2 separate regions of the Homo sapiens genome follow, and region 2 is linked to region 1. A link is an interaction called in ENCODE POLR2A ChIA-PET data of the cell type or tissue named here. Cell type or tissue: IMR-90. All regions are shown on one strand. Links, peaks and the distances in the headings refer to the core of each region. The heading gives the core; the rest is flanking DNA. Region 1 overlaps SMIM14 (small integral membrane protein 14). Region 2 overlaps PDS5A (PDS5 cohesin associated factor A).

Region 1 (12,899 bases), core at 2,375-10,374:
ATGTTTATTTTTATGCCCTTTTAAATATACTTTTAACATTATGTTGTGATCATTTCTCCATATTATTAAGAAAGAAAATGAGGCCGAGTGCGGTGGCTCATTCGTGTAATCCCAGCACTTTGGGAGGCTGAGGCAGGAAGATGGCTGGAGCCTGGGAGTTCGAGACTAGCCTGAGAAACATAATGAGACCCCGTCTCTACTTAAAAAAAAAAAAAGCCAAGCATGATAACATGCGCCTCCGTAGTCCCAGCCACTCGGGATGGGATCACTTGAGCCTGGGAGGTCAAGGATGCAGTGAGTCATGATTGCTCTGCTGCATGCCAGCCTGGGTGACAGAGCAAGAGCCTTTCTCAAAAAAAAAAAAAAAAAAAAAAAAGAAACGTTTGGCTGTATAATACTTTACAGTGTATATCACAATTTAAATATTTCTTTTTAGCTGGATATTTAGATCATCCCCATTTTTCACTACTTTAAAGCCATGATAACCATCTTTGTATATAAACCTTTGTATTTCAGATTATTTTCCTTGATAGTCTTAGAACTGGAATTATTCAGAGGGCATGCACGTTTTTTTAACATCTGGATTTGTATTGCCAGAAAAGTTATCATAGTTTGTAATTTCAAATGCAGTGTATAAATGGTTCCATCTTACTAAAGAATTGGTTTGCATATGCTCTGTATTTTTAAAATGTCTTTGCCAGCTATATTAGTGGAATGTTTGGAGTTTTTTTCCCCTAATTCTTTTGCTCTTTTAATTTTACTTGGGATTTTTTTTAAATGCACAGTCTTATGTCCTAAATTTGATATTTTTCATTGTATTTATCTTTTTTGTTTTCTCTCTGTACTTTAATGGATGGAAAGTTTGTATGTATCTGTAGGGGGTCCTTCCCTGAAGATCAAATAAATGTTAACCTTACTTATCTGGTAGAATTGCTGATTTTTTTCCTCCTTAACTGCTAGTAGGTTTTTTCTTTTTGGAATTTTTTCTGGGGAGCTTTCCAGCAAAAACCGGAAAGCCTGCTAGACAAATTCTAAAAGAGCTGTAACACTGTAGGTTTTCCTAGCACTGAATTTATTGAAATTGCAATCCCTTCCCCATTTATTTGTGATTCCAATTTTGATATATAAATATAAATAGATATATTTTGAGGTGAATTTGTTCAGAAAATTCTATAATCTGATTTGCTGGTTGTAATTATGTATGTGTGTGTGTGTGTTTGCACACCATTTTTGAAAAACTTGTTTATTCCTGCCAGGACCAAAGAAGACATTTGGCCTTAAAGATTTAACACAGGGTCATCAGGACTTACTCACCACTTCCCACATAAAAGTGAATTGTTGTAGAAACAGTAATAGTAAAATATCGTTTTCATTACATTCCTATAGTACATAGCAGCTCACAAGCACTTTTATATTCAGCATATTCCAGCCTGGGCACAATGGCTCACGCCTATAATCCCAGCACTTTGGGAGGCTGAGGCCAGAGGATCAGCCTGGCCTTGCTATGTCGACCAACCTGGGCAACATAGCAAGACCTCTGTCTCTACAAAAAAAATTATTTTTATTTTTAAATAATTTTTTTTTTGATACAGTCTATCTCTCTCGCCCAGGATGGAGTGCAGTGGCGCGATCTCCGGCTCACTGCAGGCTCCACCTCCCAGGTTCACGCCATTCTCCTGCCTCAGCCTCCCGAGTAGCTGGGACTACAGGCGCCCGCCACCATGCCTGGCTAATTTTTTGTATTTTTAGTAGAGACGGGGTTTCAGCGTGTTAGGCAGGGTGGTCTCCATCTCCTGACCTCGTGATCCGCCCGCCTCGGTCTCCCAAAGTGCTGGGATTACAGGCGTGAGCCACAGCGCCCATCCGAATTTTTTTTTTTTTTTCTTAATAGAGATGGGATCTTGCTGTTTCCCAGACCAGTCTTGAACTCTTGGGCTCAAGCAGTCCTCCCATCTCAGCCTCCCAAAGTGCTGGGATTACAGGCATGAGCTACCATGCCCAGCAAAAATATTTTTTTAAGTAGTTGGGTGTGGTGGCCTGTGCCTCTAGTCCCAGCTCCTCAGGAGGCTGACATGGGATGATCACTTGAGCCATGAGTTTGAGGCTGCAGTGAGCTATGATTGCCATTGCACTCTAGCGTGGGCCACAGAGCGTGAGTCCCTATCTTGCTCTTAAAAAAAAAAAAATATATATATATATATAAATATATATAAATATATATATACATTTATATATACATATAAATATTTTTGAGAAAATTGAGATATATATAAATATATATAATAAATTATTTATTGATATATATATAATAAATTATATTTATTGATATATATAATTATATTTATTGATATATAGAATAAATTATATTTATTGATATATAGAATAAATTATATTTATTGATATATAGAATAAATTATATTTATTGATATATAGAATAAATTATATTTATTGATATATAGAATAAATTATATTTATTGATATATAGAATAAATTATATTTATTGATATATAGAATAAATTATATTTATTGATATAGAATAAATTATATTTATTGATATAGAATAAATTATATTTATTGATATAGAATAAATTATATTTATTGATATAGAATAAATTATATTTATTGATATAGAATAAATTATATTTATTGATATAGAATAAATTATATTTATTGATATATAGAATAAATTATATTTATTGATATATAGAATAAATTATATTTATTGATATATAGAATAAATTATATTTATTGATATATAGAATAAATTATATTTATTGATATATAGAATAAATTATATTTATTGATATATAGAATAAATTATATTTATTGATATATAGAATAAATTATATTTATTGATATATAGAATAAATTAAATTATATTTATTGGTATATATAATAAATTAAATTATAATTATCTCAATTTTCTCATATATATTTAATTATATCTCAATTTTCTCTTGAACTGAACATGCTAAATTATCTAAACCCTGTCTTACCCTCTATCATCACTTAATTTGTTGGTTAGAGATAGTATATCACATATATTCCAAAGACAGGCTTGTGGAATATAAAGGATCTATCAGCCAGGAGAGGTGAGTATGTGGTGTATATGCATCCCTGCTGCCATTTTATGCCCAAATCTCTACTCCATAATGCTGCTTCCTACTGAGTCTATTCACACTCACTTTCTTCTCAACAGGGGGCTTGACACCCCTGCAAGGTCCAACATGCAGGTTGAAAAAAGTGTGCAGTCCTTTCTGTAAATTACCAGACCTAAAAAATATAAAAGCTATTATGCAATGGTACTTGCTGCTTGGGAAGTGTAGTCAGTGAGAGTGGGTAAAAGAGAATGAGAATGAGTGAGTTTCATTACACTGGGCTTTGGTTTTTTTTTTTTGTTTTTTTTTTTTTTTGAGATGGAGTCTCGCTCTGTCGCCCAGGCTGGAGTGCAGTGGTGCGATCTCAATTCACTGCAACCTCTGCCTCCTGGGTTCAAGCAAGTCTCTGCCTCAGCCTCCTGAGTAGCTGGGATTACAGGTGCCCACCAACCACCAAGCCTGGCTAATTTTTGTATTTTTAATAGAGATGGGGTTTCACCATCTTGGCCAGGCTGATCTTGAACTCCTGACCTCGTGACCCACCCACCTCGGCCTCCCAATACTCTGGGGCTTTCAAGTGCAGTTCCTGGAGCCCCATTTTAATTAGACTGAGGTTATCTTGAGAGTGGTGATCACATCTTGCTCATCGTTTTTCCCATGCCTGTTACAGTGTTCAGTATCAAGGTGTTCAAATGAGTTGGGCTCGATTGAATGCATTTTCCTTTTTCTTTATGGTGTAAGTTCTCCTCAGCAGCCCCTGGTGATAATTCCTCTCTTGATGTTTTGGGGGCCTTTTCTGTATTTGCCAAGACTTGAGTAGATGTCACTGATAGTTTAGGTTTCTATGCTGGCTTCACTTGTTATTTCTGAAGAAGTGGGCTTGCTTTGGCAGGAGTAATATTCTCTCTTACTTCTCTCCTCTCTCTACCATTTTTTCCGTTTGTCATCTCAACTATGGTAAGCATCCAGATGATGTCTTTGATTGCAGATGCACCTTGGGAGAAGATAAAAAACAAAACTAGTTTAGGCATTGTCATTTTCCTGATTTTTTTCCGTCTTATATGTTTTTAAAATGAATTTCCATTTGCTTTTATTTTAAACTTAATTTAACAAAATACTATACCAACATTAATAGTTTATGGTAGATACACTGTTTTAGATACACTGTTTCATTGTTTAGATTCTCTTCCGCTGTTAAAGCTTCCACCAGAGAGTGAGTAGGGCAGGGAAGAGTAAACTTTGAAAACTGATTTTTGCAAACAATGTTTGCCTCAGATTTAGGTGAAAGGCTGACTTTAGAAGTATCCATGATAGGGCCTGTTTACATACTTTTTAATATCTTCATTGATGATGGGATATGGTTAATTTTGTTACATTTACCTATGGAGTTACAATCCCTTTTATGCTATATTTAACCAACAAATTCAGTGATGATAGAGGGTAAGACAGGGTTTAAACAATTTAGCATATTCAGTTCGAGTAAATTGAGATATAATTATTTTTCCCTAGAGCTAATGGCTATGGTTGAGAGAACAAGAAACTTACTGTAAGATTATTCTTTTACAAAGTTAATACTCTTTGAATAGTTAAAATATTCAAATGGTGTAATTTCAGAAAACACATAATCGTATACAGTGAAAAGTCTCCTTACTAATTCTGTCCCCAGGCCACTTAGGTCATCTTTCAAAAACTAAAATCTTAAGGTTTGGGACTATTTGCAAACATCTCTCCATAGATAAAAACTTGGCCTTAAGTTACTAATGTTATTGGAGTTTTGACATCAGCATTTATTTTTATTTTGGGTAGTATCTGTTGTTTACACATGTATGTAATTTTGTACATATATGTAAATATTTACACATTCATATGTAAATATGTAATTTGGTTCAAAAAGTAATATGTATAGAAACATAGGAAAACAAGAAAAAATCAGTATCTGATCATCTTAACAATAACCGGTATAATGAGTTTAATGTACAATAATTCTTCCCCAAGTTTAAATTCTAGGTAGATAGTAATTCTAAATACTTTTAAAAACCTTAATCACAGGAATTTCACACTGAGCATACTGGAATTCTGACTCATTTCTTAGGAGGGAAATGAATATCTTAGTATTGTTGCTCTTGGAAAAAAAGCTGGGAACTAACCTTTTTGAAGGAGAGAGGAAACCAGGGATTGGCAAAAAGAGTAGAGAGGTTTCAAAGGGTACATATTTTTATACTACAGCCTTGAGAAAAATAAGGAAAAAATCCAGTTGCAGTAATTCTGGGTCCTTAGAATCCTGCTTTTCTTTTTTCTTTTTCTTTTCTTTTTTTTTTTTTTTAAATGTAAGGAATGGATTGGAAGATGTATAGAGAAGATAAGCTCACAGTCAGGTTACACTATTCTGTTACGTTTTGATGTGGGTACCAGGGAGGATTAACTTAAAAAGGAAAGGAAAAGAACTTTCCAAATCATGCTTTCAGTTTATGTCTGTTAGCACAATGGAGTCTGAGAAGCAAGAGTCAGAAACTCCCAAGTTATAAAATGTGGCCAGGCGCGGTGGCTCACTCCTGTAATCCCAGCACTTTGGGAGGCTGAGGGAGCAGGTCACTAGAGGCCGGGAGTTTGAGACCAGCCTGGCCAACATGGTGAAACTCCGTCTTTACTAAAAATACAAAAATTAGCCAGGTATGGTGGCACACGCCTGTGTTCCCAATTACTTGGGAGGCTGAGGCAGGAGAATTGCTTGAACCCAGGAGGTGGAGGTTGCAGTGAGCCAAGATGGCGACACTGCACTCCAGCCTGGGTGACAGAGTGAGTCTCAGCCTCAAAAATAACAACAACAACAACAAAATTGGGAATATTTAACCCTTTTCAGGGATGTCCCTTCCTTGTTTTCAGTGGAATAGCCTAGCAGAATAAGCCAAATCTACTATAGAGATACTATTAGCAAGAGGCCAGTTTTGCTAGCTATACCATGTTACTACATAGTATGTTTCATTGCTTGAATGTACCATAGCTTTAATTACTAACATTTGGGTTCTTTATAGTTTTTTAAATTTTCAGTAATCCACAATTCAGACAGTCCCTTAGGACAGAGTGATAGAAATATAATTCTTAAGGATACAAGCTTTGTAAAAACACTTTTTATTATAGGTTTAAAAAATATACACAAAAGTAGGCTCAACAGTTTTCAGTTACCCATGATCCAGTTTCAATGGTCTTTAACTCCTGGCCAGTCTTGTTTCATTGATCCACATCCAGTTTTTTAGTTTATTTTTTTAAAATATCATTTTTTTAGAGCAGTTTTAGGTTCACAGGAAAATTGAGAAGAAAGTATAGAGTTCTCATATATCCCCTGCCCCCACACATGCATAGCTTCCCTACTATCCGACACCAGAGTGTTAAACTTTGTTATATAGTCAACGAACCTAACATTGAAAAGTCATTGTTACCTAAAGTCCATAGTTTACATTAGGGTTCACTCTTGGTATTGTACATCCTATGGGGTTTGACAAATGTATAATGACATGTATCTACCACTGTAGTAGTATACAGAATTGTTTCACTGCCCTAAAAATCCCCCCATTCATTTATTTATTTTTTAAAGTTCTTTTGGACTTGACATTTTTTAAGTAAATATTTTTATTTTGGGATAAATTTAGACTTACAGAAAAGTTGCAAAGGTAATACAAAGTTACAGTATACTCCTCACCCCGCTTCCCTTAATATTAATATCTTACATTCGGGCCGGAGGTCGTGGCTCACGCCTGTAATCCCAACACTTCGGGAGGCCAAGGTGGGAGGATCACTTGAGCCCAGGAGTTCAAGATCAGCCTGGGCAACACAGCAAGACCCTGTCTCTATAAATAAATTAAAAAAAAAACATTTTAGAGACTCTATCGGCTATTTTAACTCCCTCTGTCTCTTAGAGACTTGCATGAGCTGGAGTGTTTAAGGTTCTAACAGCAATGATAAATTGGTTAACAGCACTGGAAAATTCCCTCACCACATATAGCAACAGTATGACTCAACTGAGTTATTACTGCCAATCCCTACCAGGAAAGGTTGTATTAGTTGTAGAGGAGAGAAAATGACCTGGACCTGCAGAATAAGGGGAATTGCTTTTTGCCTTCCCAACATTCATGTTCTTTCACTGCTTTTCTGTGCTAAGAATTGTTTGAGAGCTTCAGACATGTTTGTTTATTTTGCCCTTAATGCTACATAGAAAGTCACTTATAAACCATGTTGCTTAATATATACCTGGAGTCAGATTGCTATCACAAAAATGGGAAAATGCTGACATATAAATTAAATGACTATTATGGAAATATAAAAATATTTTTAAAAAGTAGCATAGGGGCCGGGTGCAGTGGTTTACGCCTGTAATCCCAGCACTTTGGGAGGTTGAGGCAGGCAGATCACCTGAGGTTGAGAGTTCAAGACCAGCCTACCCAACATGGTGGAACTCCATCTCTACTAAAAATACAGAAAATTAGCCGGGCGTGGTGGCACACACCTGTAATCCCAGCTACTCTGGAGCTGAGGCAGGAGAATCGCTTGAACCTGGGAGGTGGAGGTTGCAGGGAGCCGAGATTGTGCCACTGCACTCCACCTTGGGCAACAAGAACAAAACTCTGTCTCAAAAAAAAAAAAAGTAGCATAGGAACTCCCCAGAACCTATAACCCAACTTCAATAATTATCAACTTATTGTCCGTTTTATTTCATCTATGCCTATGTTTGCTTCCCTTACTGCTCCTCGATTATTTTGAATTTTCTTTTTTTTTTTTTTTTTTGTAATGGAGTTTCGCTCTTGTTGCCCAGGCTGGAGTGCAATGGTGCCATCTCGGCTCACTACAACCCTCCCAGGTTCAAGCAATTCTGCTTCAGCCTCCCAAGCAGCTGGGATTACAGCCGTGCACCACCATGCCCAGCAAATTTTTGTATTTTTAGTAGAGACTGGGTTTCACACCATATTGGCCACACTGGTCTCAAACTCCTAACCTCAGGTGATCTACCCACCTCGGCCTCCCAAAATGCTGAGATTACAAGCATGAGCCCACCGTGCCTGGCTATTTTGAATTTTGTTAGTAAACTATTTATGTTTTCATGACTTAGACCTTTGTGACCTGTTGCACATTTTTGAGAAACAAGTCTTGAAGCTGCTTGTCCTCAAGGATCAAGCCCCCCGTGACTTTGGTATTAGCATTGTTCTCTAACATTAGCGATATATATCGGGGAGATGAACAAGTCAATGAAACATACAAGATGAAACTTTGTTTTAAATTACTTTCTATCAAAGACCTCATTGAGGCAGATGTACTAAAATTCTGATTCAGTAAAACTGTTCTGTCTTGCCTAGGATAGAGCAGCTTCTTAATGTCTCTGGAGACCAAGGGATTTAAATGTGCGGTGGGACTGGTTAAGTTTTTTTCTTCTAGTGCCTAGCTGCTGGTTTGTGTTGACACTTGTTCTTGGGTCCTCACCAAAAGAGAACTGTGTTCATTCTATTTTCAAAAAAACCCCCAGTGATTTTAAAATGGAAACTGTTAACTGAAAACGGAGTAGTACTTAAAACAGCTCAAGTGTACAGGAAGAAAGTTCCACAGAAGTGTAGCACTATTGAGGAATGTCCTATTTATAAATATACTTTCTCATTTTACTGGAGGCTAATTAAGACTGAAGTATAATTTAAAATTCTGGTTGATTTACTTGTTCCTGGCACATATAGATGTAGAGAAAATAAACATTGTCAAGAATTCAGTAAATATTTATTCTATGAGTGCTGTGGCTAAGCAATATAGGTGGTGTTCAGAGATGATGATGACTAAGATTTCTGCCCTCCAGAAGCTCTGTTTTTTTTAGGGGTGGTGGTGGAGTCTGATTTTGTTGATTTAATGAATTAAAAAGAGATTTTAAAATAGCCATGTTTTACAATTTTGATGGATAATACATTGATAAAAACAAGTCTCCCTTTCTTTATAAAAGCCAATGTGCTTGTGCTTTCTTAAATTTCTGTGTTCAGAGGCTACAGAGGTGGTCATTTCTGTATTTAATTTCTTTTATAAAAATCTTAGTAAAAGGCCATGCTTGTTGGTTCATGCCAATAATCCCAGCACTTTGGGAGGCCAAGGCAGGTGGAGTTCTTAACCTCAAGAGTTCAGGACCAACCTGGGCAAATGGCAAAACCTCGTCTCTACCAAAAATACAAAAATTAGCCAGGCATGATGGCAGGTGCCTGCAGTCCCAGCTACTGGGGAAGCTGAAGTGGAAGGATTGCTGGAGCCTGGCAAGTCGAGGCTGCAGTGAGCCATGATTGTGCCACTGCACTCCAGCCTTGGTGACACAGTGAGACCCTGTCTCAAATTTTTAAAAAATAAGAAAATCTTAGTAAAATATCTTTTCATTTTAACCAACACAGTATTGGCCTGGGGGGATACACGTCAGGAGTAAGGAAGGATGGACTAGTATTTCATTTTAACCAACACAGTATTGACCTGGGGGGATATACATCGGGACTAAGGAAGGATGGACCAGTATCTGTAGTTAACACTTGCTTATATCCAGACCAGCATAGCGCATGTGTGTAATCCCAGCTACTTGGGAGGCTGAGGCGGGAGAATTGCTTGAACCTGGGAGGTAGAGGTTGCAGTGAGCCGAGATCACACCATTGCACTCCAACTGGGGTAACGAGTGCAACTCCATCTAAAGAAAGAAAAAACAAAAAAAGAAAAGACAGTTGAGAAACAGGAATTTACTGGTGAACTTTACATATAAGGGTAGGTTATATTTACTTTCAGAGTTTTCTGTGTTGCATATGTACAATCAGTTCTCTAATGTGAAAGCTAATCACCCTTTTTTTTTTTTAAAGGTGTTGACAGAGTGGCCTCAGACAAAACTGTGAAGTAGAGTTTGCATATGGTGTTGCTTACCTTCTGGAAAGTGAGCCTCTCCAGCTCAGGCCGCATCTCCATCTCCCTTTCCAATTCTCACCTCCCCTTCTCCCCTTAGCTCAGGCAAGCAGATCTAGAAGGATATTAGATGGAAAGGTTTGCCCTGTTTACAGCTTGATTTCATCTCAATATATGTTGGTTGGTTCACCAAATCACCATGTAGAAATCTACCTTATTCTTTCTAACAGCTGTATAGGATCTCATGTACTCATTGTATCATTTAATTGGAACAACACTGATAAATACTTTGCATTACTTTTTTCTTTGCTGTTACAGTATTCCAGTAAACATGCTGTACAGAAATTTTGCATACTTGTTTGAATATGAATATTCAAATTAACCAGGATGAATTATTATTATTATTTTTAGATGGAGTCTTGCTCTGTTGCCCAGGCTGGGCAATCTCGGCTCACTATAACCTCCACCTCCTGGGTTCAAGCGATTCTCCTGTGTCAGCCTCCTGAGTAGCTAGGATTACAGGTGCATACCACCATTCCTGGCTAATTGTTTTTTTTTTTTTTTTGAGATGGAGTCTTGCTCGGTTGCTCAGGCTGGAGTGAATTAGTGCTATCTTGGGTCACTGCAACCTCCACCCCCCGAGTTCAAGCAATTCTCCTGCCTCAGCCTCCTGAGTAGCTGGGATTACGGGTACCTGCCACCATGCCCAGCTAATTTTTGTATTTTTAGTAGAGACGGGGTTTGGCCATGTTGGCCAGGCTGGTCTCGAACTCCTGACCTCAGGTGATCTGCCTGCCTTGGCCTCCCAAAGTGCTGGGATTATAGGCGTGAGCCACCGTGTCTGGCTGGATGAATTAATTTTACCAATCTCCTGATAGGTATAAGATTGTTTTGATTTACACTTCCATTTTTTATTTGCTTATTGGTTCTGTATTTTCCTGTGAATGTAATCTTCGCTCACTTTTCTTCTAGGTTGCCATTTTCATACTGATTTTTTCAGAGTTCTCTGTAAATTAAGGAAACTAGCCCTGATATTGCACATGGTTTTTCAAGTTTGTTGTATTTTCATTTTATGGTGTATTTTTGGTTTTATAGAAACTTTTATTGGTTTTGGTTGTTAAAATTATTGGTCCTTTCCTTCATGGTTTCTTGGACTTATATTCTATATGTATCCCAGTCATCTTCTTGTAGTTATGTATGTGTGCCTTTTTAAAATTAAAATTTATATTTTAGAAGTCTTAATGCATAAATACATACTCATAAGAAATGTAAAAATTGACAACGAAACTCTAGTCCCTAAAATTTTATTCTCTTCCCCAGAGCTATTCACATATTAAGTCTGTTGTATGTTCTTTCAGTTTTTTTTTTTTTTTTAAGAGACCAGGTCTAGTTCTGTCACTCAGGCTAGAGTGCAGTGGTGTGATCATAGCTCACTATGGTCTCAATCTCCTGGGCTCAAGCGATCCCCCTACTTCAGCCTCCAGAGTAGTTAGAACTACAGGTACACGCCACCACACCCAGCTAATTAAAAAAAATTTTTGTGTGTGGAGATGGGGTCTTGCTATATTGCTCAGGCTTCCAGTGCTTTATGTATGTGTCACAGTTTACTTTAAAAAAAAAGACAATCACCCTGCCATTTATTAAATAATCCATGATTTTAAATGGCACCTTTTGCATATTTTCAATTTCAGTAAAATCATGGGTCAATTTGTGGATACTGTGTTCTAATCTGTTGCTGTAGTTGACTAATTTTATGTGTGACTTCATTTTTAAAAGTTAAATTGGACCAGGCGCGGTGGCTCACACCTGTAATTTCAGCACTTTGGGAGGCTGAGGAGGGAGGATCACTTGAGCTCAAGAGTTCAAGACCAGCCTGGGCAACATAGGGAGACCCCGTCTTTACAGAAAATTTAAAACTAGCAAGATGGGGTGTGTACCTGTGGTCCCAGCTACTTGGAAGGCTGAGAGGGAAGGATCACTTGAGCCTGGGAGGTTGAGGCTGCAGTGAGGTGTGTTCGCGCCACTGCACTCCCACCTGGGTGACAGAGCCAGACACTGTCTCAAAATTAAAAGTTAAATCACTCATGCGTCTAGAATTTATTTTGGCATAAGGAATGAGAATAGGGAGGGAGCTAACACCATTTATGAAATAATTTGTCTTCCTTCCAGTGATTCAATATGCTGTCATTAAAATATCATTCTCCAAGGAGCCCCGCCGTTGTCGCTGATCTGTTGAAAGAGCATTTTAACTAGGTTCCCTCTACCTACTGTGGCTTCCCTTTTCTCAGTTTTCTATCGTGCAGCTGAGGTGGTCTTTTTAGAACACACCAGGATGAAAGCACATTGCTTCACATTGTTCTTCACATTGCTCTTGGGGTAACGACCTAATCATGAACATAGCCGGAAAGACCCTTTGTGGCATGACTCCCTCTGACCTCTCCTGTGTCATTTTAAACCACTTTGCTATCCAGATTCTAGCACAGTGTGGCTTTCTTTCAGTTCCTCCAACATGTCATACTCTTACTCATAAAGGACCTTTGTACTTCTTTTCCCTTTGTGTCTAGAATGCCCTCAACCCCCAAGTCTCACACCTTCTACTTCTACCTCTCCCTAATGTATTTAACTCATTCCTTCACTCTCAACTTCTAGTTAATTTCTTCAGTAAAATCTTCCCTGACTCTCCGGATGAGTTTAGAACATGTATATGCTCTCTAGGCACCATTTATGTAACAGCTTTTTTGAGATATGATTTACATACCATACAATGCACCCGTTTAAAATGTACAATACAGGCCGGGCACGGTGGCTTATGCCTCTAATCCCAGCACTTTGGGAGGCCAAGGCGGGCGGATCGCTAGGTCAGGAGTTCGAGACCATCCTGGCTAACATGGTGAAACACTATCTCTA
Region 2 (12,899 bases), core at 2,814-10,813, 200 kb before region 1:
AGGAAAGTTGGAGGTGTTTTAGGATTGCTATCAATTTTCAGCATTGTGCTATTTGGAAATAAGTGTTTTGCTTTTGTCTGATGGTCTGGGCTCATTTTTATGTTTATTTTAGAAAACTGTTGCATCAATATATTATGTTTCTTGGCATTGTTCAGCATAGGTAATGTGTGCACTTTATGTGTACACATAATCATATTTAAGTTTTTTGCATAAAATAAATGCTTCTAGATGTCATGGCAGTCTTTTTAATCTTTTTATCATATGCTTTCTTGTGAATTTTTTCATGTTAAAGAGCTAAAGTCATAACATGATTACAGTCAACTCTCCATTATCTATATAAAATAGTGACTAAGCCTCAGGTTTTTAATTTTGTGATAACAAAATAACGAAGGCATGTAAGACCTGATTCTGGAGGAACATGAAATTTGTCTTTTCTCATGTCCAGAGTTCTATCCTGCCCCCACTGTCCACTGTAGGGTCATCCGCAAAGCCCTAGCAGAATGTGCTCACTCCATTTCCTTACACGTTTCTAGCATGGGTCAGAGGAAACAACATTTGTGTTATAACTTCGTCTTGATAGGCTGTAGTGTACATGGGATGTAAAACAAACAAGTGTATCAAAGGTGGATGATTCTGTTAGAGTGAAGTTTGAGAGTAAATGTCACTTACGTTTCTCATAGATAATCAAGAGTTGGCTGTGTATTGACTGAAAGATGGGTAATTATTTTAAATATGCATTTACACACATTTAGGTATCAGAAGATGCTTAGGGAACAATGGATACCAATGATAGAAAATGATACCTTTACAGGGGCAGAAAAATCCCCACTCTTCCTTATTGCCTCTTCAGAACCCTTTAGAAAGTATAAAATATTGCCTCCAACATGCTGAAAAAGAGTATCTATGCATAAGTATCAGAGAAGTCCCTCAAGCAATCAGTAGGTGTGTTCTATTTAGAGAGAGTTTAAAGTTCTCTTAGCATCAGACAACTTGATTCCTAAGGTTTCCAGTGTGTCACCAACAAAAAGTGCATTGATAGGGACCTTTGTCTCTTCCTCCCTTTGATTAATTGCCCGGCATCACAGTTTACTAGATTACCAAGTGTTACATCATATTAAATAAAATGTAGCAGAACCATCTGCATCAATATATTCCTGTTTAGATTTTTGCAGGAGAGAAGTTAAAAGGATTTGCTCCTTGTATGATGTAAGTGGCCCACCCCAATTTTGTAACATGATGCAAGTGTCTGGCACTAAGGGAAGCAAGAGTAGGGTTGTGGAAAGACCAAGCTGATGGGGAGGGACTTGTTTACGGGAATTTTTTTAGTTTTCCTTTTCAAAGGAAAACATTAAAATCCCTTAGGAATTTGGTATTCACATCTCAGAGAACTACAACACAAAAGTGCAGACTTATATTTGAGAATTAATGTTAACCCTTTGTGTCTAGTTTGAAGCTTCTTGTATTTGTCTAAAACAACAAGCCAGAATTTTGTATCTCCTTTGATAAAAAGTGTGTATAATGTAAAGTAGTTTTGCATATTCTTGTGCTGCACATGGGCTGAATTTTTAAATTTTTTTTAAAAACTTGAAGCAGAACCTTGTAATTTGTGTAAATGACAAGTGTAAAATCCTACCATAAAATGCTAAAAATATGCACTGTTTCAAATAAAACCAAGAAATGCAGCATTATATAGTAGTGTGGAGCCCTGAATATTCATGTACCCCTGGTATGTCACAAGTTGATAAAATGTCTCTGCATATTTTCTGTTGAGATGCTGGAGTCTGAATATCCTAATTAGAAATCAAAAGCCACCTTCAAACTTCCTGGCTGGGTACTCTGAGGTAGCTTACAGTGGCTAAGGAAGAACATAGTGGATGATAAATTCTGAGGCACATTCGGAATTTCCAAACGAGGTTTGTTTTAGGGGGTGGCTTTTTTTTTGAAATGAGATCTTACCCTGTTGCCCAGGCTGGAGTGCAATGACATGATCATGGCTCACTGTAGCAATCCTCCTGCCCCAGGCTCCTAGAAAAGTGCTGGGATTACAGGCCTGAGCCACCAGACCTGGCCAAGAAGTTATTTTTTTAACCTAAGAATTTAATAGCAGCCTTTGATTCATATTAGTCTATGGTTCATCCATTCATTGCAAGTTCTGCACTCACATATTTAGTTCCATAACAAATTCAAGAGAGCAAGCAGATTACATAAATGTATCTGGAGTAAGAGGTGACCAGAACGAGAGGTAAGAAAGTCTATCATGGCTGGGCGCAGTGAGTCACACCTTTAATCCCAGCACTTTGGGAGGGTGGCCGAGGCAGGTAGGTCACTTGACCTAAAGAGTTCAAGACTGGCCTGGGCAACATGGTGAACCCTGTCTCTACCGAAAATACAAAAATCAGCCGAGTGTGGTGGTGCACACCTGTAGTCCCAGTTACTCAGGAGACTGAGGTGGGAGAATCCGTTGAGCCTGGGAGTCGTCGGTTGCAGTGAGCCAAGATCACACCACTGCACTCTAGCCTGGGCAACAGAGCAAAACTGTTTCAAAAATAAATAGGCCAGGCGTGGTGGCTCATGGCTGTAATCCCAGCACTTTGGGAGGCTGAGGCAGGTGGATCACCTGAGGTCAGGAGTTCGAGACCAGCCTGACCAACATGGAGAAATCCCGTCTTGAATAAAAATACAAAAAAATTAGCCAGACTTGGTGGCGCATGCCTGTAATCCCAGCTACGTGGGAGGCTGAGGCAGGAGAATCACTTGAACCTGGGAAGCGGAGGTTGTGGTGAGCCGAGATTGCGCCATTGCACTCCAGCCTGGGCAATAAGAATGAAACTGTCTCAAAAATAATAGGCTGGGCACGGTGGCTCACACCTGTGATCCCAGCACTTTGGGAGGCTGAGGCAGGCAGATCACCTGAGGTCAGGAGTTTGAGACCAGCCTCGTCAACATAGTGAAACCCTGTCTCTACTAAAGATAAAAAAAATTAGCCAGGCATACTGGCGCACGCCTGTAGTCCCAGCTTCGCGGGAGACTGAGGCAGGAGAATCGCTTGAACCAGGGAGGCGGAGGTTGCAGTGAGCCAAGATTGTGCCACTACACTCCAGCCTGGGCAACAGAGCGAGACTCCGTCTCAAAATAAGTAAATAAAGGCCTGAAACGTACATTTTGCACCACTGCACTCCAGCCTGAGTGACAGGCTGAGACCCTGTCTCAAAAAAAAAAGGAAAAGCTATCATGCCTAGTTTTGTATTTTACCCATAATGGGTTGACCTTCCACCCCCAATACTTGCACTGACAAGACTTTTTTGTCTTTGCTACTCACATGAACTGTCCTGCTCTGACAAGCAGCTTTGTAGCCTGCTTAGGTAACGGTGACAGCATTTCCTACAAGGAGTTCGCTATAAGCCAGCAAGGTAGGGAGGATGGAAATGAGAGTGCAGAATCAAGTGCCTTTCTGCTGTAAACCATACCTTCAACTTTTCATTCCCATGAGAGTAATAACCTTCATTTATTTCACTATTGTATCATAGTTCAAAGTCTTAGCAGGGCAACATACAACCCATCTCTACCAAAAAATTAAAAAAATAAGACAGGCATGGTGGTGCGTGCCTGTTTTCCCAGCTTCTCGGGAGGCTGAGGTGGGACGATTGCTTGAGTCCAGGAGGCAGAGGCTGCAGTAAACTGAGATCACACCACTGCATTCCAGCCTGGGTGACCAAGACCTTGTGTCAAAGAAAAAAAAGCCTAACGGGAACATATACAGGTCTCATTTCTAAGGAACCTGGGCCAGGCTGCTGATCAGTACTTCAGTTTTGGGGTGTTTCTCAAATGTTTCTTTATCAATACTGATTGCTAACTTATCTCCCCTCATTCTCTGGTTACTCCTGTTGTTCTTGAGCAAGGACCGTGTCATTCTGAATAAAACCTGTTATTTTTAGTAAATAGCACTACATCCATTCTTCCTGAAGAAGCTTGAATAGTGACATGGTTTGGCTCTTTGTCCTCACCCAAATCTCATCTCAAATTGCCATCCCCCACATGTCGAGGGAGGGACCTAGTGGGAGGTGATTGAATCTGGGGCGGTTTCCCCCATGCTGTTCTCTTGATAGTGGTTCTCATGAGATCTGATGGTTTAAAAGGTGTGGCCCTTCCTTGCTCTGGCTCTCCCCTGCTGCCGTATAAGAAGTGCCTTGCTTCCCTTTCCCCTTCCACCATGATTAAGTTTCCTGAGGCTTCCCCAGCCATCCGGAACTGAGTCAATTAAACCTTTCCTTTCTAAATTACCCAGTCTCAGGCAGGCTTTTGTTTTCTTTTGTTTTGTTTTGTTTTTTTGTTTTTGAGACGGAGTTTTGCTCTTGTTGCCCAGGCTGGAGTGCAATGGTGCGATCTCAGCTCACTGCAACCTCCGCCTCCTGGGTTCAAGCGATTCTCCTGCCTCAGTCTCCTGAGTAGTAGTATTTTTAGTAGAGACGGGGTTTCACCATATTGGTCATGCTGGTCTCGAACTCCTGACCTCAGGTGATCCACCCGCCTCAGCCTCCCAAAGTGCTGGGATTACAGCCATGAGCCACTGCACCCAGCTTCAGGGAGTTCTTTATAGCAGCATGAGAATGGACTAATACAAAAAAAACCACTAGAAGTCAGTAAGACATGTAAGGAGCCACCGTAGTGCTGATTCTGGATCTGCAAAAGCCAACTAGAAAATAGGGAGTCGCCATTTTTCATCATTTCAGGCATTTGTAATCTGTAGAGACTAGGCACGATGCCAGGAGCCGACATTAAAAACACCAGGATTGGTGCCTTACAAGGACTAGCAACATAACACAGGCAGCTGCGACTGTTCCAGGTGATACATTTTGTGTGGACTTCAGAACCCTGATGGATGCCGTAGAAGCAGAAAATCCTCACCTTTTCTACTGAAGTGCAATTCTGAGAACTGTTATGAGCATGTAGGTGTCTAAAGAAGTGACTGGGCCAGGCGCAGTGGCTCACGCCTGTAATCCCAGCACTTTAGGAGGTCGAGGTGGGCGGATCACCTAAGGTCAGGAGTTCAACACCAGCCTGACCAACATGGAGAAACCATCTCTACCAAAAATACAAAATTAGCCAGATGTGCTGGCACATGCCTGTAATCCCAGCTACTTGGGAGGCTGAGAGGAGAATCGCTTGAACCCGGGAGGCAGAGGTTGTGGTGAGTCAAGATCGCGCTCACCGCACTCCAGCCTGGGCAACAAGAGTAAAACTCCGTTTCAAAAAAAAAAAAAAAAAGAAGAAGTGACTGGCCTGAGCAAACTGCCCTACCTCAGGGCACAAGGAGCTGGGCCTGAAGCTGGAGGTGGCTCTCCAGGCTGAGGGCTGGGGAAAGACAAGAAGGCCACCACTTCAGCGAATCCCAACACTCCTTAAACCTCCCTGGGCCTTAAACTTCCCTGCTCTGGGGAAGAGCTGGTCCCAGCCCTGAAACCTCTCTATCCACTGTAGTCCTGAGGGACAGGGGACACGCCCCACTCAAAGCACAAATTCTGTGTGTCAGTAATTCCTGTGGCTCCTTTGGACAAATTTTGTGCCACCTTAGGAGCTTAGTGGACTTCTCCAAAGCAAGGCAGCCCGCGAAGCACCCATTTTTCAGAGCCTTTTTGAAGAGCTCCACCCTGGTGGCCCCCCAACCCCTACCCCAAGAAAACCCTGGCAGTTTAGCCTTCTGGATGCATCTGGCATGTCCCCTCCAAGAGGAAGGTCAACCGCAGGGACTGAAAGGAAGCTGTCCCTTTGCAACCCACCTCAGGCCAAAAGCTGAAAAGCAAAATACTGGTTACCCCAAAACTGCCTTACTTTTAGATGTAGGCCGGACCCAGGGACTAAGGGCTCTGCATTTTTTGACCATTTGGCAGCTCGGCTGCCCATGGAAGCTTATAATTACGAGCACAGGATCTGTCTTTTTAGAAGCCATGGCTCATTAGGGATATTAAAAGTAGACTGGTTCTCATTTTCTTTTTGTTTTTTTTGAGACAGAGTCTGGCTCTGTCGCCCAGGCTGGAGTGCAGTGGTGCAATCTCGGCTCACTGCAAGCTCCACCTCCCGGGTTTGCGCCATTCTCCTGCCTCAGGCTCCCGACTAGCTGGGACTACAGGCGCCCGCCACCACGCCCGGATAATTTTTGTATTTTTAGTAGAGATGGGGTTTCACCGTGTTAGCCAGGATGGTCTCGATCTCCTGACCTTGTGATCCACTCGCCTCATCCTCCCAAAGTGCTGGGATTACAGGCATGAGCCACCGCGCCCGGCCTCATTTTCTTCTCTCTACACATACACAGCTTGGAGGTTGTCTTAATGACAAGGCATCCACACAGCATGGTAGTCGAACATTTCTCAGTCCCCACAGCTATTCAAAGGAAAACATTAACAAAGATGTTATCAACTCCGGCGAGCCACCAACTAAATTTTCCTTAGTTTCCTTGCCTGTAAAATGGGGACTTTAAGTAGGCTGGTCACAGTGGCTCATGCATGTAATCCCAGCACTTTGGTAGTCCAAGGCAGGAGGACTGCTTGAGTCTAGGAGTTCGAGACCAGCCTGGGCAACATGGCGAGACTCCATCTCTTTAAAAAAAATAATAATAATAAAATAAAGTATATATATATATATATATATATATATATATATATATATATATATAGCTGGGCATGGTGACAGGCGTGCACTTGTAGTTCCAGTTATTTGGGAGACTGAGGTGGGAGGATCACCTGAGCCCAGGAGCTACAGGCTACAGTGAGGCATGATCACACCACTGGGTGACAGGGAGATTGTCTAAAATATATATATATATATCTCAAATATTACATCATCTCCAGTCTCAGGGTAATTCCACCTTTTCATGGAAATGGTAGAGACGTGTTTGTTGTCACAAGGCCTTTTTTTTTTTTTTTTCCAAGACGGAGTCTTGCTCTGTTGCCCAAGTTGGAGTGCAGTAGCACCATCTCGGCTCACTGCAAGCTCCGCCTCCCAGGTTCAAGCAATTCTCCTGCCTCAGCCCGCCGAGTAACTGGGATTACAGTTGTGCGCCACCACGCCTGGCTAATTTTTGTATTTTTAGTAGAAAGGGGGTTTCAACATGTTGGCCAGGCTGATCTCGAACTCCTGACCTCGTGATCCGCCTGCTTCAGCCTCCTAAAGTGCTGGGATTGCAGGCGTGAGCCACCGTGCCCAGCCTCTGAAGACCTTATTCTTCACTGATGCATGATTTCTATCTTACTGACAATTATTGTGTTTTAAGGGTCACAGTTACCTAGATTTTACAGTTCATATAGAAGGATGAAAGGAATTACAGATATTCCAGAACAGGTAGAAACAAGAGGAAGCCATTGTGCACACACATGGCCTGCACTGCCATTTGGCTTTGGGGAGAGCAGGATTCTGACAGCAGAGGAAGAGCAGATCAGGATTTCTGCCTGAGTTCATTTCCATTTTAATGTCCCTGCTTATGATTAATATCATACAACAATGATAATTCAGCAGAAGCCCAGAAAGGGCTGGCATTGAAACTCGATTCTCTGCGCCTTAGGAATCCTCAAATATAAGAGAAACATTTGCTGTGTAAATTCCGGCAGGAATCCTGTAAGGCAAGGGTTGAATACCTTACGGTGTCAGTCAAGTGGCAGCAACCAGGCAGGGGTGGAAATGTGCCTTTAAAATGATGCAAGACCGGGTATGGTGGCTCATGCCTGTAATCCCAGCACTTTGGGAGGCCAAGGCAGTCAGATCGCCTGAGGTCAGGAGTTCAAGACCAGCCTGGCCAACATGGTGAAACCCCGTCTCTACTAAAAATACAAAAATTAACCAGGCATGGTGGTGCATGCCTATAATCCCAGCTACTCGGGAGGCTGAGGCATGAGAATCGCCTGGACCTGGGAGACAGAGGTTGCAGTGAGCCGAGGTTGTACCACTGCACTCCAGCCTGGGTGACAGTGTGAGACTGTGTCTCATAAATAAACAAATAAAATGATGCAGAGTCCAACTCAGGAGACTAAAGCTGGGGCTCCTGGACAAAGGAGTTCTTAGGAAGCCCTCCCACCTACCCTGTTACTCAGGAGGGGACTTATATACAAGTTACATACCATAAAATCCACTTGCTTTAAATGTACAATTCAATGATATGCATGACATATACCGAGTTATATGAGTAGCTGGGACTACAGGCGCCCGCCACCATGCCTGGCTAGTTTTTGTATTTTTCCTAGAGACAGGGTTTTGCCATGTTGGCCAGGCTGGTCTCGAACTCCAGGCCTCAAGTGATCACCCACCTTGGCCCCCCAGATTGCTGGGATTACAGGTGTAAGCTACTGCGCCCAGCCACCTTTAAAGATCTGTTTGTTTGTTCGTTTGTTTGTTTGTTTGTTTGTGAGACAGTCTCGCTCTGTCGCCCAGGCTGAAGTGCAGTGGCATGATCTTGGCTCACTGCAATCTCCGCCTCCCGGGTTCATGCCATTCTGCTGCCTCAGCCTCCCAAGTGGCTGGGACTACAGGCGCATGCCGCCACGCCCGGCTAATTTTTTGTATTTTTAGTAGAGACAGGATTTCACCGTGTTAGCCAGGATGGTCTCCATCTCTTGACCTTGTGATCTGCCCACCTCAGCCTTCCAAAGTGCTGGGATTACAGGCGTGATCCACCGCGCCCGGCCTAAAGATCTTGAAAGTTTCCTCCACGCACTCATGGCCACACTCAAGACTGCCCTTATGATAAGGCAAAGACACAAAAGACTGTGTAACCAGAAGCCCATATGTTCATGATGGATGGCTTCTTGCTCTCTGCATGGGAAGTCTCCCTGGCGGCTGAGTTCGAGTGAGCTCTGGGAAGCGCAGGGACAGCCGGCCAGGGCGTCCTCATGATCCGCCTCCGCTCGCCTGCTCGCAGCGGCTACCACTGCTGAAGCAGAAGGGGTGTCCCCAGCCAGGACATCCTCAGGCAGCAGGTGGGCGCGCTCGCAGACTCCGCTGTTCCTGCTTGGTGCAGCATCTGCTCTCCAGGCTCTGGGCCTGCATCAGGCTTTCTTGAGCCAGGGTATAAAGTCTCCAGTTTCGGGCTGGGCGCGGTGGCTCACGCCTGTAATCCCAGCACTTTGGGAGGCCGAGGCGGGCAGATCACGAGGTCAGGAGATCGAGACCATCCTGGCTAACACGGTGAAAGCTCGTCTCAACTGAAAATAGCAAAAATGAGCAGGGCGTGGTGGCGGCGCCTGTAGTCCCAGCTACTCAGAAGGCTGAGGCAGGAGAATGGCATGAACCTGGGAGGCGGAGCTTGCAGTGAGCTGGGATCGCGCCACTGCACTCCAGCCTGGGCGACAGAGCGAGACTCCGTCTCAAAAAAATAAAATAAAATAAAATAAAATAAAGAAAAAATAAATAAATAAATAAAGTCTCCAGTTTCTAGTTACATTGCCACACAGTTCAGCCTCCAAGAGGCCACATCGACAGGAAAACTTTCTCGTCTTTTCTTGCCCAGCCAGTACCTGAGCCCCCGTTTTGTATTTGGGGAACCCTCCCCACAACTGCTACCTTATGAGGCAGCGTCCATTTTTCTCTGTGGAAACAAAATGCAACACACACTTGCCAGCCTTGCATGTGCAGTAGGACTCAGACACGACCCGAGCTCCACCAACCAGACACACCACAATCACAACCACAAGCACACTCACAACCACCCACACACCCACAATCACAACCACACTCACACCCACAACCACACACCCACAACCACTTATGCTCACAACCACCCACACACCCACAATCACAACCACACACCCACAATCACAACCACACACCCACAACCACACCTATGCTCACAACCACCCCACACACCCACAATCACAAGCACACAACTACCCCCACACACCCACACTCACAACCACCCCACACCCACAATCACAACCACACACCCACAATCACAACCAACCACACCTACACTCACAACCACCCACACCCATAATCACAACCACACACCCACAACCACCCACACACAATCACAACCACACTCACACCCACACTCACCCACACCAATCACAACCACACACCCACAATCACAACCACACCCACACCGACACCCACACAATCACAACCACACCCACACTCACACACAATCACCACACCCACACCCACCCATACCACAATCACAACCACACTCACACCCATACTCACACAATCACCACACCCACACCCAGACACCCACACCACAATCACAACCACATTCACACCCACACCCACATACAATCACAACCACACCCACACCGACACCCACACCACAATCACCACACCCACACCCACCCATACCACAATCACAACCACACACCCACACCCACACAATCACAACCACTCACACCCACACCCACACAATCACAACCACACTCACACCCAATCACAACCACACTCACACCCATACCCACACACAATCACAACCACACTCACACCCACACCCACACACAATCACAACCACACACACCCACACCCACACAATCACAACCACTCACACCCACACCCACACACAATCACAACCACACACCCACGCACAATCACACACCCACACACAATCACAACCACACACCCGCACCCACACAATCACAACCACACTCACACCCACACCCACACAATCACAACCACTCACACCCACACACAATCACAACCACACACACCCACACCCACACACAATCACAACCACACTCACACCCACACCCACACAATCACAACCACACTCACACCCACACACAATCACAACCACACACACCCACACCCACACACAATCACAGCCACTCACACCCATACCCACACAATCACAACCACACTCACACCCACACCCACACACAATCACAACCACACACACCCACACCCACACACAATCACAACCACTCACACCCACACACAATCACAACCACTCACACCCATACCCACACAATCACAACCACACACACCCACACCCACACACAATCACAACCACTCACACCCACACCCACACACAATCACAACCACACTCACACCCACACCCACACACAATCACAACCACACACCCACACAATCACAACCACTCACACCCACACCCACACACAATCACAACCACACTCACACCCACACCCACACAATCACAACCACACACACCCACACCCACACACAATCACAACCACTCACACCCACACCCACAATCACAACCACACACACCCACACCCACACACAATCACAACCACACACACCCACACCCACGCACAATCACAACCACACTCACACCCATATCCACACACAATCACAACCACTCACACCCATACCCACACAATCACAACCACACACACCCACACACAATCACAACCACACACACCCACACACAATCACAACCACACTCACACCCACACACAATCACAACCACTCACACCCATACCCACACACAATCACAACCACACACACCCACACCCACACACAATCACAACCACTCACACCCACACACAATCACAACCACACTCACACCCACACCCACACAATCACAACCACTCACACCCACACCCACACAATCACAACCACACACCCACACAATCACAACCACTCACACCCACACCCACACACAATCACAACCACACTCACACCCACACCCACACAATCACAACCACTCACACCCACACCCACACAATCACAACCACACACCCACACACAATCACAACCACACCCACACACAATCACAACCACACTCACACCCACACCCACACACAATCACCACTCACACCCACACCCACACAATCACAACCACACTCACACCCATACCCACAGACACCCACACCACAATCACAACCACGCACCCACACTCACAGACACCCGCACCCATATGGGGTCTCACTCTGTTGCTCAGGCTAAGTGCAGTGGCACAATCACGGCTCACTGCAGCCTCCGAGTAGCTGGGACAACAGGGTGAGCAGCACCACGTCTGGTTAATTTTTTATTTTTTGTAGAGCCAGAGTCTCACTATGTTGCCCAGGCCTGTCTCAAACTCTTGGATGCAAGCCATCCTACCACTTCGGCCTCCCAAATAGCTCAAAGCAATCACAATACATTAGACAGCATTTTATTACTGTCTTTATATATTTCCGTGATTATAGAATTCATTCATTTTCTGTATCCCACCTTTCCCACCAAAAGACAGAACTTTCCATCTCTCCAACATCTTCCATTTCTCTCTCCCTACAGACTTGTATCCTTCTGTCACAAAATGTGCCTGGCACAAGTGTCTCACACCTGACTCTATTTTGTAATTATTGTAGTTCCCTTTAAACAGTCAGATTGTTCCCCAAAATTTTAGCTCATCACCCTCTAACTTCTACACTAGCTGTTAATCCCATCAGTCGATCAAACCTCCTCAGGGATTGGAAGAGAACAACTAACAAAATGCTCAGGCCAGGCACGGTGGCTCATGCCTGCAATCCTCAAGTGAGTGGATCACCTGAGGTCATGAGTTCGAGACCAGCCTGGCCAACATAGCGAAACACCATCTCTACTAAAAATACAAAAGAATTAGTCGGGCATGGTGGTGTGTGCCTGTAATCCCAGCTACTCAGGAGGTTGAGGCAAGAGAATCACTTGAACCCGGGAGGTGGAGGTTGCAGTGAGCGGAGATTGTGCCACTGCACTCCAGCCTGGGCAACAGTGCGAGACTCCGTCTCAAAAAAAAAAAAATGCTCAAACCGTTGGCCACATACAATGTCTAGCTCTAATATGCTCCACCTTTCTGATGCACTTAATGTCACTGATGGCACCCTCCTTAGTCCCATTTCCTCTGCTCCTCTTGATTTTTATGACAAATTTAATAAAGTTGATATTAATTAAGTGCTTGTTACATGCCCTGACGTAAAAATATTGTGCATAAGGAGTTTACAATCAAC

The links. ChIA-PET counts read pairs that join two places held together with the same protein. Peaks named below come from ENCODE experiments on the same cell type or tissue, not always from the same donor. Only the 100,000 strongest peaks of a DNase experiment are listed, where the experiment ranks them.
Region 2: POLR2A ChIA-PET joins it to region 1 with 8 read pairs; 2 of 35 experiments call an interaction of 5 or more read pairs at or near these places.

What each region holds. Positions count from the first base shown.
Region 1 is chr4:39,609,164-39,622,062 of GRCh38, reverse strand. The region is part of intron 1 of SMIM14 (small integral membrane protein 14); the gene reads left to right. It also overlaps the pseudogene RNU7-11P. Among named protein-coding and RNA genes, the nearest start is that of SMIM14, 23 kb to the left of the region's middle. RefSeq lists enhancers at 8,089-8,138, 12,043-12,242, 12,483-12,582. In IMR-90, for the core only: no CTCF peak of the experiment used is centred there; a DNase peak (open chromatin) is centred at 7,082.
Region 2 is chr4:39,811,652-39,824,550 of GRCh38, reverse strand. It overlaps PDS5A (PDS5 cohesin associated factor A), which reads left to right. Exons shown (of 33, transcript NM_001100399.2): 33 at 1-1,688. Among named protein-coding and RNA genes, the nearest start is that of UBE2K, 120 kb to the right of the region's middle. RefSeq lists an enhancer at 3,815-4,352. In IMR-90, for the core only: no CTCF peak of the experiment used is centred there; no DNase peak of the experiment used is centred there.